2 separate regions of the Homo sapiens genome follow, and region 2 is linked to region 1. The links are chromatin contacts, found by Hi-C or POLR2A ChIA-PET in ENCODE. All regions are on one chromosome and are shown on one strand. Each heading gives the region's core, a stretch centred on a gene start or an enhancer-like site at or near the end of the contact. The rest is flanking DNA. Distances are from core to core; before and after follow the strand shown.

The links. A loop is a pair of places that touch in the nucleus more often than their neighbours do. ChIA-PET counts read pairs that join two places held with the same protein, here RNA polymerase II (POLR2A). Pooled maps may share reads with other maps.
Region 2: a loop to region 1 is called in a pooled map, with 3 times the contacts of the local background. The contact joins the enhancer-like site here to the promoter of LINC02576 in region 1. A Hi-C loop is called at or near these places in 2 of 37 single-sample maps with no recorded cell type and 3 of 50 pooled maps. POLR2A ChIA-PET finds 5 or more read pairs at or near these places in 2 of 52 experiments (GM10248 and GM12878).

The regions. Positions count from the first base shown.
Region 1 is chr2:65,026,602-65,032,851 of GRCh38, forward strand. It overlaps LINC02576 (long intergenic non-protein coding RNA 2576), which reads left to right and starts at 4,126. Exons shown (of 3, transcript NR_183398.1): 1 at 4,126-4,211; 2 at 4,345-4,658. RefSeq lists an enhancer at 4,476-5,339.
Region 2 is chr2:64,722,622-64,729,603 of GRCh38, forward strand. No RefSeq gene overlaps it. Among named protein-coding and RNA genes, the nearest start is that of SERTAD2, 72 kb to the left of the region's middle. Within about 2 kb of position 4,555, at least 7 of the 41 ENCODE cell types and tissues checked have a DNase peak (open chromatin) inside an H3K27ac peak, as active enhancers do; they include GM12878, where a contact is called at or near this core.

The DNA of each region.
Region 1 (6,250 bases), core at 2,876-5,375:
CCTTGGCCTCCCAAAGTGCTGGGATTACAAGCCATTTATGTTTAATAAGTGTACGCTTTTACTTTTCACAAAGTGAGAAGAAAAAACCAGGGGTGTAGGAGCGGGGTGGTAATTAGGGCCCAATGGAAGACTCTCTGTAGCGGTTACCAGTCACTTTGGATGACCATGTCTTTTCTTGGCTGTCCTGTGAGCCATCAGAAATTATCTCAGCTAATTACACCTTGGTCATCTAGAGCAATGGTCAGCAAACTATGGCTCACAGGCCACAGCCAGCCCACTGCCTGTTTCTGTACGGCCCATGGGTAGTGCCCCAGCACATTAGCAGCATGAGCGACAGAGGCCAAGCGTGGGTGTTTCCCTCCACCCCGTCAGGGCTGACTTGCCCATGAGGCACAGGACTCGCAGGACCTGAGGCCCACAATGCTTTTAGGGGCCCACAAAATTATTATTATTATTTTGAAACAAGGTGTTGCTCTGTTGCCCAGGCTGGAGTACGGTAGCATGATCACAGCTCACTGCAGCCTCCACCTTCTGGGCTAAAGCGATTGTCCCACCTTAGCCTCCCAAAGTGCTGAGATTACAGGCATGAGCCGCTGCTCCAGCCCTACAAAAATATTTTCATTTGCTTTTAAATCAGAAAAATGTCCCCAGGACATTGGGATGACGTACGTGAACAGGTGGCTTGACACTCATAGCAGGGACGCATGGATGATTTTCCTATTATCAGTTTTTGGTCTGCAACAAAATGAGGTACTGAAATTCTGGCAAGTCTTTGCCGAGCCCTAGGATGACTTGGGCTTGTAGGGCTCCCCAGGGGAGCAGCCCCCATTAGCAGAACCTCCCCCCACACCCCACACCCCACACCCCTACACACAGAGAAAGTGGGCATAGCAGGGTCTCTTCCTCAATAAAGTGCTAGCTGAGGAGTCACTTGTCCAGGAATCCCTGATCTCACCCATTTCCACTTCACTAAAGCACACTGAAAAGCATTAGCCTGATATATACAAGATACCTGATGTATACATATCCATGGAGATTTAAGAAAGAAAGCAACCATCAACTGCTAAAATACTTCCCTGGAAGCTCAGCTCTTCCATCAAAACCCAAATCCAATCTGTCCCTAAGAGTGAGAGTCAAGGACAAAAGCACACCCATTTTTAGTAAATCCGTGGCCTGCTGGGAACGTGAGTCATTGCCCCTGGGTACCCAGCACCACTTTATACATATAGAAGATAGTATGAAGTGACAAATGGATGAAGAACTTTAAAAATCTTTAGAGGACTGAATCGTTATCATTCCTTATTTCTAATGTTTTACTGTAGTGTTTTCCTTCAGATAAAATTCCCTGTGTTCCACAGTAGGCTGCATGATGGGAGCAGGACCATGAGAGAGTGAGCCGGATGTACTCTGGGGCTGACTTGGTAGTAGCCGTGTGTCCTTGGGCCGGCCACTTCCCCTTCCTGGCCTTGTTTTCCTCATCTGTGAACTGCGGGGTTGGACTAGACGGTCCCTGAGTTCTAAGTCTCTTCTACTCCACTGCTGATAGAATGTGAAGGAAAATTGGAAAGGAAGACTTTCCAAGAGGGACAGCAGACCAGGAATAAGAGTCCACAGTGGCACTTTTCTTGCCTGTGGTTCCCAATCTGGATGCATATTACACTACTCTGGGAACCCTGAAAAATCCCATGCCCAGGCCATACCTGAAAGCAAATAACCAAAATTTCTGGGGGTGGGACCCAAGCACCAGTATTTTCAAAGCTGCCCAGGGGTTTCAGCCAAGGCTGACAACTGCCGGGTCAGCAGCACTGTGGGCAGCCTAGGAATTCTGCATTTAACAAGCTCCTGGCAAATACTTGGGCATGTGAGTGTTTGAGAATCACAGACCTAGTACCCTCAGCATCTGTGGGCACCCTGGTTCATGGTCTTTTCTGGAAAACTCCATTCTAGGTAATTTCCCAAAAGCCTCTAACTACAGTGGCCATGGATGACCTCATTTGAGGGGAAATCTACTCTTGTTTACACTCTGTCAGCCAAGGAGATGATCTTTCCCCAGATAAAACTGAAATGCAGGCCAGGCATAGTGGCTCACGCCTGTAATCCCAGCACTTTGGGAGGCTGAGGCAGGTGGATCACCTGAGGTCAGGAGTTCAAGGCCAGCCTGACCAACATGGTGAAACCCCATCTCTACAAAAATTAGCCAGGTGTGGTGGCGCACGCCTGTAGTCCCAGCTACTCAGGAGGCTGAGACAGGAGAATTGCTTGAACCCAGGAGGCAGAGGTTGCAGTGAGCTGAGATCACACCATTGCACTCCAGCCTGGGCAATAGAGCGAGACTCTGTAAGTGCCTCTATTGGTGTCTTGCAATACAATGTCTCAAAAACAAAAAACAAACAAAAAAACTGCAATGCAATTCATACTCTGGTTGTTGTAACATGGACAATTACAGAATCATCATTTCCATTTTTCATCTTGCTGACTACCTGTGGTTCCATTAAGAATCAAGAATTCTTTTTTTTTTTTTTTTTTTTTTTGAGATGGAGTCTCGCTCTGTTGCCCAGGATGGAGTGGAGTGGCTCGATCTCGGCTCACTGCAACCTCCGCCTCCCAGGTTCAAGCAATTCTTTTGCCTCAGCCTCCTGAGTAGCTGTAACAACAGGCGTGTGCCACCACACCCAGCTAATTTTTCTATTTTTAGTAGAGAAGAGGTTTCACCATATTGGCCAGGCTGGTCTCAAACTCCGGACCTCATGATACGCCCGCCTTGGCCTCCCAAAGTGCTGGGATTACAGGTGTGAGCCACCAAGCCTGGCCAAGAATCAAGAATTCTTTAAGAAGAGACAGTCTTTGAATGGGAAGCTGGCCTCCAGCCACAAATGCTACTTACTACAAAAACCCACGAGGTTACTTATTTGAAAGCCTCAGACAATGCCTGTGGAAAGAGGAAGAAAAGCCACATTCACAAGGATAAATAGGGCAGAGTAGAAGCCCTATCCACTGGTTCTCAATGTTGAAGGCTCATTAGATTCATCCACGCTAAAAAAAAAAAACAAAAAACCAACCCACCAGCACTCCACCCACAAAGATTCTGATTAAACTGGTTTGGGTTTGTGCCTGAATACTGGGATTTTCTTTTCTTTTTAAATTTTTATAAAGGGGAAAGTGGCCTGGTATGGTGGCTCGCTCCTGTAATCCCAGCACTTTGGGAGGCCAAGGCAGTAGAATCACTTGAGCCCAGGCGTTCGAGACTAGCCTGGGTAACATAGTGAGACTCTATCTCTACAAAAAAATTTTAAAAATTAGCCAGGTGTGGTAGCACGTGCCTGTGGTCTCAGCTACTCGGGAGGCTGAGGTGGGATGATCATTTGAACCCAGGAGGTTAAGGCTGCAGTGACCCATGTTCATGCTGCTGCACTTCAGCCTAGGAAACAGTGAGACCTTGTCTTAAAAAAGCCAATACACCACTAGGGTCAGTAAGGTGAGTGGAATCCTGGGGTCCTCCAAACTTCCCTGGCCTTCTCCCCACTTTCCTCTTTATTTTTGTTTTGTTTTTTGCCATATATTGGCATTTTTAAAAAGAGCCCAGGCCGTGTGCAGTGGCTCACACCTGTAATCCCAGCACTTTGAGAGGCTGAGGCAGGCGGATCACCTGAGGTCAGGAGTTCAAGACCAGCCTGGCCAACATAGTGAAGCCCCACCTCTACTAAAGATAAAAAAAAAATTAGCCAGGCATGGTGGCACTCGCCTGTAATCCCAGCTACTCAGGAGGCTGAGGCAGGAGAATCGCTTGAACCCTGGAGGCAGAGGTTGCAGTGAGCTGAGATTGCGCCACTGCGCTCCAGCCTGGGCAAGAGAGAGACTCCGTCTCTAAATAAATAAATAAATAAATAAATAAATAAATATTTTTTAAAAGAGCCCAGGCGATTCTATAGTAACACACAAACAAGGCTGCAAATCCTGGACTGGCCGCTTCACATCCCTTTCTTAGCACAGGTGCCTTCTCTTCCTAGTTAGTGCTATTTGCATGAAGCATTTCCAGGTGACTTTCAACTTCCCTATATTCAAACGTCCTGCCATCCGCTCTTTTGCATAATAAAAGTACATATGCCACACTGAGTATTGTTCTGTGTAAAGCTGATGGTGCTGTTCACATCAGAAATTGCAGCACTGAAGAACAGAGTTCATGCAGACTTTTACAACATGCATCAGCTACAGTGAGTATTCTTGCATGCTTTTGGCCAATGCAAGCTCTCATGGCACGCTGTACTGTAAGCTCCGGGTCGGTGTGCACTTCTGTTTTGTTCCTGCATTTCAAGCCATGCGAATTGACATGTTTTCTTCCCCAAGGCATTTGTTTGTTGATGGTACCAGCTGTCAAAAACCAAGCAAGTGGCAGTGCTAGAGGTGCCACAAAAGTGCGAAGGAAGTGTCAGGCTGGATGTCAAAATGAACACCTTGGAGAACTGGATGATGGAACAGACGGTAAAAATCAGCTAAACATCAGAGAAAATGGAGGAAGAGGTCAAAACTGTGAACAGGAACTAGAAGAAAGTGTAGCAGAAAAAGACTTGTCACAAACTTCGAGAGATTTGGAGAAAATGATGTCAAAACACATCTTCCTCAAGCCCATGCTGAGTATCTCTGATTTGGTTAATTTCTTGGTAAGTGTTCCAAGTACAGACAACAAAGCAGAAAAGCACTGATTACAGGGAAGAATTAAAGAATGTACAGAATTTCTGGGACGGATAGGGAAACAGGTGGGTGGCTAATAGCCAGGAACAATGTAGTTAAGAGTGCTGAGTTTCCGCAGCAGGTGCTTGCCCACACCTGTGACATTAGGAACCGGGCAGTGGAGCCTCCCTCAGAGCTACCCCAATCAGATCTCCCAGCAAGCTCTACCCCATACGGCCCATGCCCACCTTCCCAGCTGCAGCTTCTGAGTTTCACACAGGTGCTCTGCTTGGCAGACCTGCAAGGAAGTCTGAAAAAGCAGTTTGTGGTTTTCCGTCTGTGCAGCTCAGGAAGGTACACCTGATGGGAGTTAGCTGGGCTTTGGCTAGCCAACCTGCAGGGTCTGGAACTGCTTCTGTTTGCAGGACGCATCCCCCTATTCCAGACAAGCTCTGGATTCCCCTAAGTGCCTATTACATGACAAAGGCAGGCTTTGTGAATGAGCGAATACATCAAACCCTCTCATAGTGCTGCTGCCTACCAGCCAGTGGGTCTGTTTCTGTGCTGCCACCAACTTTGTTGAGCAATATTTGTCTTACAGCTATTTTGAGTATTTTATTGCACTGCCTTTGTTCTTTTATTCCACCCCTCTTCCTCTCTCTCTAAGTGAAAGAAGTGAAGTAACGATATTTGTGATAAGAAGTGTAGTCTCATACATTTTATGAAACTGAAACAATTAAAATTACCAGTAGTATCCGAAGCAGCCTATCTATATCCTCAATGAGACCTCAGTGGGAAAAAAGATCTACTGCCTCTTCACCTGTAAATAACACGTGAAACTGCTAAGACCGTGTTATTGAAGAATGTGGCTAGTGGGCAGAGTGCCATTTGGAATTTTATAGTCGTCATTATCTTTCTGGGAGTGGAACCTCCCTTATAACGTGGAAGGCTATTTTCAACTTTTGCACTTTTTTACTTGGATGCCTTTTCCAGACTCTGTTAACGTTTGGAATTGGGTTTCACTCTACAGAGAAAGAGAAGCAGGAGGACAGGTGTAGAGGGGAGGAGAGGGAGGACCGTGGGTCGCAGATTGGGCCTATTCCCCTGCACTCACCACTTTGTCTGTCACTGCCAGCCCGCTCCCCCCTTTTCAGATACCAACACCAGGCCAGGGGTGACAGCCCAGGAAGGTGGCATCCACAGCCCTCAGCCCTCTGTCCTTGTCATTCACTCCTACCAGTCCTCAGCCCTCTTATCTGTCTGGGAGTGAGATGAAGGGCAGCTGGAAGCGGGAGGAAAGGTCCTCTCCTCTCCACTACAGTGACAAGAGGTTTGGAGGAGCTTCTGGGTGAGGCTTAGGGGGTGACCCTCCTGTGCAGAGCGGCATGGGCTACAAAAGAGTGGATGTTTGTCCTGTGTGTGGGTCCCTCCTGGGGGCTAAAATGAAATCTCCTTTCATTTTCTGATATCATGTGATCTCTGACTTACAAACCTACTTTCCTGTGCCATTTCTGTCTAAGACAACAGTCGCTTCTAACAGAGCCAGAGTCCTACATTACTGAGGAAACCACCACCATATCCC
Region 2 (6,982 bases), core at 3,305-5,804, 300 kb before region 1:
ATTGTTATTTATATTAACACATAATAGGTTTTTAAATGAATAATATTTTTAAATGTCTCCATTTTGTACTATGGTAGATATCAACAGATATTATCCATATAAACAAAAGTTCTTTGAGGTCCTCAGTAATTTTTAAAAGTGTAGAGGAGATCAAGTGTCAAGTGAGATCAAAGGTATGAGGAACTGCTGCTTTAGGGTATAAACCTAGGAGTAAAACTGCTGGATCACAGGGTATCTTATCTCCAGCTGTATGAGACACTGGTAAACATGGTTGTACCAGTCTACACTCCCACCAGTAGTTATTTATATATTCTGAATATGGGTCGTTTGTCTCTTGTGTTCTACATACTTTTCCCAATCTGTCTTTGAGTGAATAGAAGCTCGTCAACAGAAGTCAAACTTATCAGTCTTTTCCTTAATGGTCAGTCTTGTTTATGAAATCTTTCTCTATCCCTAACTCTATATTCCTAATATAGAGTTTTTTCTAAAAGTTTTATTTTAGAAGAATGAGTCACGGAATCATTTAGGTGGGCTACAATCAGCATTTTTAAAATATAAACTACCTTTGAATATAACAGAAAATAGCAGAATGCTTTGCACATAGTGAGGATGAGTATCATTTCAAGGAAATGTATTGCTTTGCATTTCATAGTTAGATCCCTGCTACTACTTACTTATTAGTTATTAAGGATCTCTTTGGGCTTCCAACTATGGCAAGGAACTCTGCCACTCTTCTCTGCATTTTCATGTCACATTCAGAAGTCATCCTGTACTACTGTTACTAAGTTTCCATCTGAATCTTCAAGAGACAGAAGGTTATAGGTTCAAATGTTTCAACAGAAAATTAAAAACTGGAGACCTTAGAGTTCCCCACCCCGCCGCCTTTTTTTTTTTTTTTTTTTTTGAGACGGAGTCTCACTCTGTCGCCCAGGCTGGAGTGCAGTGGCGCGATCTCAACTCACTGCAAGCTCCACCTCCCAGGTTCACGCCATTCTCCTGCCTCAGCCTCCCGAGTACCTGGGACTACAGGTGCCCGCCACGACACCCGGCTAATTTTTTGTATTTTTTAGTAGAGACGGGGTTTCATCGTGTTAGCCAGGATGATCTCGATCTCCTGACCTTGTGACCTGCCCACCTCGGCCCCCCAAAGTGCTGGGATTACACGTGTGAGCCACTGCGCCTGGCCAGAGTTTTTCAACTGATTCCTGGATAGGTAAAGATATCATCCATCCTTTTACAATATCACAATGATCACGAATACTGCCACAATAAAGCTTTCAAGAAAGCTGTATTGATGTTTTGTTTTAAGAGAGAACTGAAAGCACTTTCGGACATTTTCTAGGTCCACAGAATTTCACTATTTCTCAGCAAAAGGTAAATCCAAAACAAAGAGGAGGGAAGCTGATAGCACAGGGCACTTGTTCTAACTTGCTTGACTTTATAAAGGGCTGAGGAGAGGCTCCAGAACATTCCTCAGTAGGAAAGCTGCTGCCATCTCCACCGTGGGAACTGGGAAGGACATTCACGTCACATATTTGTCACCCTTGAGTCCCTAGTATCTTTCTAGAATGTAAGTTATTCCTTCAAGACTCAACAAATATCTATACCCAAATATCTACTGACACATGAACTTACCTGATACTTTTAATGTCTTGTGCAGTATTTTTCAAACTACAGATCATTATACACTGAGTCATGAGATCATTTAGATGAGTTACAGTCAGAATTTTTTAAAAATGAACTACCTTTGAATATAATAGAAAATAGCAGAATGCCTTGTACATAGTAAGGATGAGTATTGTTTCAAGAAAATTTTTCTCAATCAAACCTGTGTCTATATGTGTGTCTCAATGTAAAATACATTTCTTACTGTGGGTTTCTGTCCAAACATTTGAAAGGCACTAGTTGGGCACACTGTACTGAGCATACATGCTGGGTAATTTTCTGCCCAGCAACTATCTCTTATCCAGGGAAATAGCCACCCAGCCACTTATAGTCATATAGGCAAACACACGTGTCACCATATTTCTATGTGACCCTCACCTCATGAGTTACTTGCTTACAATTTTTTTTAACTTGGCAGTCACAGAACTTTTCAGTAACAGAAGCTATAGGATAAATTGCTGGTGGCCATGTTTCCAGCCATACGGAGAAATGTCTGCTCTGAGAAGGAATGGAATAAACATGCAGAAAGAGGCAGAGATGAAAGATGGAGATAATTCTGGCCCTACTGAGGCCAGTTGCATTACTGCTCTTCCCACAGTTTGGTGGCCCAATTCTTTCCTAGATCCTGTAAGCCAGTAAGTCCCCATTTTCCACTAAGTTACTTTCATAGGCTTCTGATGCTTTCAATCAAATATATATGCAACGCCTGTTTTTGTCTAAAGACTTGGGGGCTGAAGTGATGAACTGAAAATTTCAATCCCAATAAATAATAAACACATTATTGTCCTAAAATTCATGAACCTCCCTGTCCTCACCACACTCCATTTATCATGGAAAAGGGAAAACTGGAACAATTCATTAAAAGCTACAAATATAAAAAGATTATTGCCGGCCGGGTGCGGTGGCTCACGCATGTAATCCTAGCACTTTGGGAGGCCAAGGTGGGCGGATCATGAAATCAAGAGATCTAGACCATCCTGGCCAACATGGTGAAACTCCGTCGCTACTAAAAATATAAAAATTAGCTGGGCATGGTGGCACGTGCCTGTAGTCCCAGACACTCGGGAGGCTGAGGCAGGAGAATCACTTGAACCTGGGAGGCGGAGGTTGCAGTGAGCCAAGATCGTGCCACTGCACTCCAGCCTGGCGACAGAGCAAAACTCCGTCCAAAAAAAAAAAAAAAAAATTATTGCTGAAATTCAACTGTCATCTTCACTACTATAATGAAATAAAAAATATTTTGGGGTAAACATGGTAAGTGGAGGTGGAATCCTCAAACCTTCTTTGGCAAAGTTCATGTATGCACTATTTATAATATTTTACTTCTGTCTCTGGCCTGATTTAAAGCCAGTGAGACACATTATGGTAGTTAGGTACTGCACAATCCTTTATCAATAGAGTGTCTTTATTTTTTAAAAACTAACCCAAAATTGGCCAGGCGCATGGTTCACGCCTGTAATCCTAGCACTTTGGGAGGCCAATGCAGGCAGATCACCTGAGGTCAGGAGTTCGAGACCAGCCTGATCTCTACTAAAAATACAAAAATTAGCTGGGCATGGTGGTGGGTGCCTGTAATCCCAGCTTCTCGGGAGGCTGAGGCAGGAGAATTGCTTGATACCGGGAGGTGGAGGTTGCAGTGAGCCGAGATCACACCATTGCATGCACCTGGGCAACAAGAGCGAAACTCCGTCTCAAAAAAAAAAAAAAAAAATACCCTACCCAAAACCATTCGATACTATTGAGTTCTTAGGCCCTGGAGAACTAACTGAGGGCAAAATCACCTGATTATAGCCAAATACTGCTGACTGAGAGGCAGAAACCTGAGTAAATGAAAAGAGGTTGACTAAAAGGCAAAAATGGAAGCTAAGTATGATCCACGCAAAGCAAGCAGGATACTGAATGCGTTTTTATAAGTTAAAGAGAAACTCATCCCTCTAAGAATGTAACACAGCTTCCTCCCATACCTGCTTTATTGGAGACTAGTTTGCCCTTGAAATTTACAATCCAGCTGCCTTTGTGTATATCTGAATATTTCAAGCAGAGTACTGTGAAAACTGACCCACTTATACAATGCAGTTTGTTTAGTTTGGGAAGCAACTATTGAGAAAGACAAACTTAATTCTGGTGCAAATTAGGTCTGTAAAGGCATTCTGTGAGTGTTCATTGGCAAAGTGATCTCTTTCATATAATGGCACTTGTAATTATTCTGATCAATTTTGCATTCCCTATCAATTCATCTTGACTTGGAGACAGCCCAAATTATCAGGGGTGCATTCAGAAAGGCTCTCCAGGTTGTCGGCTGATCAGTGCTGAGGGAAGGCCATGAAACATGTGGCTTGCTCACCATCAGCTCTTTGAAAATGTATTTTAAGGAGTTCAAAGTTATTAGCAGAGCTTTTATAATAAGATATGAGTAATATGGGATTTTCTAAGTTAAAACTTTTAGGGGCAAGACCTAAAGAGAAACTTGGTGCTAACAATCACAGTTTGATTTGCTTTTAATCTTATACTTCAGCTTCTCAGGGATGGGTGGCATTATTCCAAAAGTTCCAAAGTGGCCACAGTTGCTATTTTTCTACAAATAGGAGGTCATATAAGAACATATAAGAAAGGGCTTCTTCATAAATGTTTCCAGATGACCAAGACCAAATTTGGATTATCTATGACATTCTTAGTCTTTTAAATGGCTGAAGACTTAGCACTAGGTGCATTTTCTCCTGGATTAAGTCTCTCCCACTAGATCCAAAAGTCCTCCAGAGCTGGTTCCACACAGGGCTTTGCACAGAGTAGATACTCAGGAATATCTGCTAGAATCTCAAGTCAAATTAGCTCTTGAGACAAGAACTGTACCTCTGTTGAAGGAGGTGTACTTTAACAGAAAGAACACAATGGTCTGAGTTTGAGGAAGTGGGCCCTAGTCTTTGCAATTAACTGGAGTTTCACTTTCCTTATGAAGGGCTTTACTCTAGATTTAGATATATACACATATTTGAACCAAATGGTCCCTAAGGTTCATTCAGCATGGTTCTAAGTAAGAAATAACAAGGCTCCTCTTTTATTCAATTATTGACTTCAAAGTCAATCAAGAAGCTACCCTTTGACGGTACATATGTTCTTATTGTGAGTAACATGGAATGGCCACTGAGGAAGATTTTTAGACGGTGATTTTCTGTGTAAATATGAGAATGACAGGGAAGACAGGAAGCTAGATGCTATCAAAGTGCTGGTTGCATGGTGGAGGGAATACTGGAGCAGGATGGCTCTAATGACTACTAGCTGTATGCCCTTGGACAAGCTGTAAACTCTCAGAAGTCTGTTTCCTCATTTGTAAAATGGGAGACAATACCTCACAAGGTGGTTGTGGCTGTGGGTGTTAAATAGGATAATGCTCATGAGAGCACTTACAAACTGCAAGGCACCATACAAATACAGATGGTATTATTCCTTGTACCAACCTGCCAAAAACGGTTTTTTCAACAAACTCTGAAGTATTAAAATAAAAAGCTAATGTTTTCCCGAAGAACTAAAATTGAAATTCTTTGTTTTCTGCTCATATTATATCTAGGTGTGGAGTGGACAGCAAGACAACTTAAGAGTTAAAATCTAAGCCCAGCGTGGCTCTCCAGCTGGTCTACCACTGACTTCGGTTATCTAACATCTGGCCTCTGCCCTTACTACTATTAGTTTACAATTACAAACAACCTCAGGCAGTGCTGAGAAACTCCATTGCCTGTTAGATGATAAGCTGGGGCACTTTAGGAATTGTTTTGCTTTGTTTTGTTTTTAACTTAAATTTGGTTTGGGCAGACCCCCTGCTGCCATTCCTGTAAGAATAGGTGTGGGTTTCCCCAAGGGCAGTGTTGGGGAAGACCCGGACTGGCATGCATGCTGCACTGGCTGATTTCTGCACTGCATTCCACAAGGTGCCCACAGCACTGCAAGGGCTGCCCTCTGCTTGAGCTCCTGCATGGCTGCTCCCTGCATGAGTAGCTTACGTGCGGCACGGCTGCTCCTTGCATGGGCAGCTCCAGCAAGGCCAGCACAATGCATTGCACGGGCCGCTCTCTGCACGCACCACTCCACGCTCACAGCAGCCCCAGACTTTGAGACTTTAACTGCAGAACAGAAGTGAGAGGCTTCGGCTGGCAGCTGTTAGTTGCTCCTTATTCTTTGTCACTCACAGAAAAAAGAGAAAGATGGTAAGAAGGCAGTGACTTGTTTTCTTTGTTTCTTCATAAATGGAGGCTTTAAGAATATTCTATAGGCCGGGCGCGGTGGCTCACGCCTGTAATCCCAGCACTTTGGGAGGCCGAGGCGGGCGGATCACGAGGTCAGGAGATCGAGACCATCCCGGCTAAAACGGTGAAACCCCGTCTCTACTAAAAATACAAAAAAATTAGCCGGGCGTAGTGGCGGGCGCCTGTAGTCCCAGCTACTTGGGAGGCTGAGGCAGGAGAATGGCGTGAACCCGGGAGGCGGAGCTTGCAGTGAGCCGAGATCCCGCCACTGCACTCCAGCCTGGGTGACAGAGCGAGACTCCGTCTCAAAAAAAAAAAAAAAAAGAATATTCTATATACTTTATTCCTTCAGCCTGCTGTAATTTTAGTATCATCGTTTAAAGGCAAAACATTTTTTCCATTTAATGCAATAAAATGCAAAATAAATAGCCCTTTTAGATTGTTTTACTTTATTCAGTAAGATACATTTCTTTCACCCAAAATTTTTTTTTTTTTTTTTTTTTGAGACGAAGTCTTGCTCAGTCGCCTAGGCTGGAGTGCAGTGGTGCAATCTTGGCTCACTGCAACCTCCGCCTCCCAGGTTCAAGTGATTCTCCTGCCTCAGCCTCCCGAGTAGCTGGGACTACAGACACACGCCACCAGGCCCAGCTAATTTTTGTATTTTTAGTAGAAGCGGGGTTTCACCATGTTGGCCAGGCTGGTGTCGAACTCCTGACCTCAGGTGATCCTCCTGCTTCGGCCCCCCAAAGTGCTAGGATTACAGGCGTGAGCCACCGCGCCCAGCCCAAATGTACTTTTTCTCTTGGGTATATTTTAGTCAACTATTGTATAGATGCTAGCTTACTGAGGTTGCTAAATAATTAACTTCTGATTATCACAGCTTTATTTAAAACTCTTTTTTTTGAGTGCTTGCTATCTGCCAAAGTACATTTTAAAAAGCCGTTTATTTTTTAAAACTACATTTGCTTTAATGTATAGGATGTTAATACATTTTCAGTCTAGGGTAAACTAAAATCAACATAAATTTGTATTCCCTAAACATACACCTCCCAGGTGAGCTGCTCCAAGTTCCGGGCATT